2 separate regions of the Mus musculus genome follow, and region 2 is linked to region 1. A link is a loop called in an ENCODE intact Hi-C map of the cell type or tissue named here. Cell type or tissue: left cerebral cortex. All regions are shown on one strand.

Region 1 (2,500 bases):
TTAGCATGGGATCCGCCCCTCTCAGGAGGGGAGGAGGCAAGGCCTAAGGAGGGCTCAGAGGGCCCTTGATGGGGCTTGGGGGCCTCTTGGAGTTCAAAGCCAGTCTGAAGAGAGTTTGAATTTCCCAGATGACCTCCTAAAAACTGTTGCAAGCCTCCTCTCCTAGTCCTGGTGGCTGATCCCAATTCAAGAACGTCATGCCTTGCTTTTAAACCTTGAAAGGTCCAAGATTACCAAACTGTCTCTATCAGCTTCCAAGCACTGAGCAGGTAGTACTAGGGCAGACTGAGACCAGACCCAAGTCTCATTCAGTCCCCAGGGCCTAGAGTGCCCACATAGGGCAAAGGTTTCTCTTCCCAGAACAGCACCAGCAGAGCCCCCAGAGAGCCTAGAAGGAAGCTGGCATTTGAATCCCACTGCCCCCTGGGAAGCCTGGCTTCACTAAGCACAGCTTTGCTTCCATAAATACCCAGTCCCGTGATGTCACCACCCTAAGCCCGACTTTCACCACCTCCGCTGCTGGCATCAGGCCCAGCAGACGGGTGCTCAGTACCGGCACATTACACCTGTGCTTGACAGCTGGACACTGCTGCCACCTTCACCTGTCTATGGAGAAGGCCATCTCCTGCCACTATCTCAGCCTGCTGCTGGCCTTCCACCTGGCTTGGGTGCAAGCCATGGGCTTGCTGAGTATCAAAGCTTTCCCTAAATAGGTCTGTCAAGGGCACTGACAAAAGCCTAGACCACGGCCATGAGTCTGGGACCCTCATTTGTGGATGTGGATTAGGAGGAGGGTGCCTGCTTCAGTAGGGGACTTTCACAGCTCAAGGAAGACTTGCTGACTAAGATTCTTTTCCCCCTCATCATCAACAACACTGCCTTTGCCGCAGGGGTACAAACATTGGACGAAAGCTTGCTCCCCCTGGACGCCACCTGCAGAGCAGCCACCCCACCTCCACCAAGCCCCTCACTTCAACATGAGTAGTGGTCCTTTCTGCCTCAGGCTTTAGGATAAACTTGTCTTGCATACTCACAAATAGCGTCTTCGGCAAGCCATCCTGCCCAAGTCTGATTTCCTTCTCTCTCCTGCCTGGGCTGAGGAGGCTCAAGGTGGTTCAGAGGAGGAACAGGATGCTCAAGCGAGGTGGAAAGGAAGAAAATGAAAGCCAAGGGCAGTCACTTTCCCAGGACTGGCAGGTTCATCTAGATATGCTGGATGTAATGTGGCAGGGGGCTCCAAACAGGTCCTCCTACGCAGGGTTTACACTGTGCCCAGAAGCCTGGGAAGACGTCGAGTCACCATGGTCGCCAGGTTGGGCGGGGGCGTCTGCCTCGCTGCTACCTGGGACTTCCTTGGGAATTTTCCCTCCCGCACATCCGGGGTGGCAGTGCGCTGGGATGAGGAGGGGAGGGCTGGAGGAGGGGGGTGTCTGTGCCGGTTTGCTCTCGCAGCATCCGGAGGAGGGACAGGAGTGCAGGAGCGCCCCCTCCTTCCAGGAGCAACGTAGTGCGGCCTCGCTGGACCAATCGCCAAAGTGCTCGTTGCCATGGCAACTGCAGCATCAAACAGGGCCGCCCTGTGGGTGCGGCTGCAAAACCAAGAGCCCTGGCGCTGAGACCAATGAGGTGGCTCCTTCTGGCCCTCACTGGAAACCTGGAAATCTGTTGCTAAAATGCACTCGCAGCCCGAAGAATGTAATGATGGCATTGCTTTCCAGGGCAGCTTTCCCGTCCCTGGCATGGAAACATAGGAGCCACTAAACTAAGAACTCAGGAGATCTTGTGTCCTGGAGTTAGGGGCCATGAGACTTCAGCAAGCAGAGTGTCTCCTGGGAATTTCAGATGTGATACTGTAAAATGGGATCATGACAGTTGTGTAACTGGTTCAGGAGGGCTGACCACATACAGTAACTGACATAGCTTGTTATGCACACATCAAATCCTGAGGAGGCACGAGGGTGGGGGGGTGGGGTAGGTGGAGGGGGTCCTCATTCATTTAGGACTAACAGACACAGGGTGGCCCAGCCAGCACTTTGGCCTGAGTCTTCACTTGCAAAGCTGCCTCCAGGGAAGGTAGTGAGAGTGTGAACCCTCTGGATGAGGGTGGCAGTTGCCAGGCTATTTTCTTTGTTCCATTCTTTTAGCTTCTCAGACCCACTGAAGTTGGGGGAAGAGGGAGGCTTCACTCTTGAGTTCTGTTCTTTTATTACAGAGAAAATGGATCTCAGAGGCAATGAAAAACTTATGGAAGGTTACACAGCAAAGAGGGACAGAGGCCAGATGAGGAGGAACTCATTCATCTGGCGAAGTGTCCTTGTATGCAGCGTAGAAACTGCTGAAGCAGCTGGGTAGCCAAAATACAGGGGGCTCTAGGAATGGCCAGTCTTTCCATGAGAGCCCCCCTCCCCAGAAGAATGCTGTCATAGGAATAATTCAGATTTATGTAGGCTTAGCACATGGTAAACTGGTCCACTCTCTCTCCTTGATTGAGTTGCTCTGT
Region 2 (2,500 bases), 250 kb after region 1:
GTCTTTCTCTGAGCACCCCAATCCAAGGTCAAAAACAAAACAAAACAAAAGAGACGGTCATTGATTCTGCAGCAGACACTGGGGCTTAAGCCACCTGCAGGTTCTGAGTCTGTAACCCCCACCCCCACCCCACTTCCCACTCCTTGATGTACCTCTTACTGTAAACCATCCTTACTGGCACAAGTGAAGCAAGTGAAGGAGATACGTGGGGGTCGGTGGAGTATTAATTCTCAGCTCCAGGGTGAACAAGGGCCAGAGAAGGCAAAACCGCCTCACAGATCCACACCAGAGCAGTAGGGGAAACAGGTGTGCTTGACCCCACCAGGAGAGATGAAGGCTGGTCCTCAAGGCCCAGGCTGTACAGCTGTACAGCTCTCCTAACCAAGCTTCCACCAGACGGTGAGGATCAAAGGCAGAGCTGTCTTTCACCCACCAGGGACCCGGCTCACAGCACCCGCCCCACAGCTGGAAAGGCTATGGACATACTCAGCATCAGAAGGTTCATTCAGATGTGTGGGAGGCCTGGATGCACAGAGGTGATCAAGCCCTACTCTGAGATGACTTTGGGAAAACACAGACCCTAGGAGGAGCAGCTGCTGGGTTTGGAGACGGATAAAGCTGGTTCCGCATTTTCAACTCTGCCCACCTCAGAGATGGTCATGGTGATGGGGGAGATGAGGCTATGAGGTGAAGGTTCCAAGCCCACAGAACTGGCCTTAGCCACCATGTACACAGGAGGGATACCAGAGTATGTGCTGGAGGGACGAGGAAACCATGACTTCCTTCCTCCATGCAGGGCCGAGGCTACTTTCTCCCACATCCCTGAGCTGGATGCACTCAGGGCCGGGGGCTATGAGACTCCAGAGCTGAGGACTGAACCTGTTGACTGACCTGCTTCTGGGAAAGCCAACCTGTAGGTGTTACCCCCACCACCGCTGGTTGAAGGCCCCAGGCACTTTCTTCCCCTCCTGACACTTACTTTGGAATGCCCTGCCCTGTGACAATACAATGCTGATGTCCTCTCTCCTCACAGCCCCCAGTCCCATTCTGACCACACACAAAGACAACACCCCTCACGAACAGCTGAAACCACAGGATGCTCCACAAGGGCTCTACAGCTCCTCAGGTGCCCAGCAGAGGGCAACAGCGAGTCTGGGCCTGAGGGGTTGTGTCTTGCTTGGCTACTACAGAAGCTCCTGGACTTAGGATGAGGTCACACCCCAATGACACCATCTTGAGTTAACACACCATGGACTGTTGTGCCCCACCCCCTCAGCCAGCCTGACCTACATGTGCTCTGACATGACAGCCACTGACATCAGCTGACAGTACACAAAGACATGGGACTGAGTGAATGCCCATGAGTTATGGACAGCAGAGCTCCACAGAGCATCAGTTTCCCCTATGGTGCTGAAGCTGACTGAGGCTGTGACTGGCTCCACTGGGCACACAATTAAGGGAAGATGAACTGTTTAGTACTAGCCTGGGAAAAGACCAAAACTCCAAATTGGCTTCTAACAAGTGCCTGCCACCTTCCCACCCCTATAACAGAAAACCAGAAGCTAAGTATGTATGTCTCGCTGTAAGCTGGGAACAGCTATGCAACTGGACTTTGGAATGTCTCCCACCTTTGCAGGCCCTGGATTCCCTCATGCAAGGTGCAAATGGAAACACCCCACACAGCTCTGGCTGTTAAGATTCAGGTGCCTGCATATAGAGTCCCAGCTCTCAGAACAGTCAAGACCATGCATGGGTGCAGGGAGCTAAGGTTCTCTTGTCGATCCACCAGGCAATGTCTCCTCCCTCCCCAAGAGTGGCCATACTCACCACCTGCTTATTCTGCTGCAGCAATGGGCAGGATAGGTCCAGCTGCGGGAGGGCATAGACAGGCATGAGAGTGAGCCTGGATGGTGGGGCACAGATGGACTTCACCACAGTGGGCTCCACAGCAGGGAAGGGGTTAGAGAGGCTGGGCCGGTTCCCCACGGACAAAGCAATGACCTAAAGGAACAAGAGGAGCAGTCAGACACCTGAGCGTAGTCCCTCCTCTCTGAACTGAGACTTAACGTCCGTAGGACAGTGACGATGCCTATACCCCAGGTACCATCTACAAACATCTCAGAGAAGAGGCAGTTTAGGAGATGCCTCATGATTCCCCAGGACATCAGGAAAACTCCATAGCTGAAGCTGGTCCTGGACATTTGAAAGAGGAATCTGTGCTAACTTCACACCCATCAAGGCGAGACACAGATGGAGGAATCTGCACCCTGAAGGTTAAGAGACCTTAACTGTGAAGGAATGGGTCAGAAAAGGGGATGTACAGGACAAAGCCCAGTGGAGAGGCCAGAGCCACAGGTGGAACCACCTAACTCCAGGCCCACTTGCTCCTCCGAGCTAGAGGAGAGAGGCCAACTATGCAACAGTGCACAGGACAGAGCAGGAGCTGTCAGAAAGGCCTGCTTGTGGTTAGACTGGGGCCACTGAAGTCAAGTGCAGCCTC

What was found. Peaks named below come from ENCODE experiments on the same cell type or tissue, not always from the same donor. Only the 100,000 strongest peaks of a DNase experiment are listed, where the experiment ranks them.
Region 2: a loop joins it to region 1, with 2.6 times the contacts of the local background. A loop is called at or near these places in 11 of 42 quality-filtered maps.

Annotation. Positions count from the first base shown.
Region 1 is chr6:90,808,734-90,811,233 of GRCm38, forward strand. Iqsec1 (IQ motif and Sec7 domain 1) reads right to left here and starts at 1,390. Exons shown (of 14, transcript NM_001134384.1): 1 at 1,035-1,390. The coding sequence starts at 1,057. In left cerebral cortex, a CTCF peak has its summit at 1,498; DNase peaks (open chromatin) are centred at 44, 491 and 1,483; H3K4me3 peaks cover 1,878 bases; H3K27ac peaks cover 2,494 bases.
Region 2 is chr6:91,058,735-91,061,234 of GRCm38, forward strand. Nup210 (nucleoporin 210) reads right to left here. Exons shown (of 40, transcript NM_018815.2): 16 at 1,828-2,001. Among named protein-coding and RNA genes, the nearest start is that of Gm38860, 50 kb to the left of the region's middle. In left cerebral cortex, a CTCF peak has its summit at 1,135 (motif pointing right); a DNase peak (open chromatin) is centred at 1,213.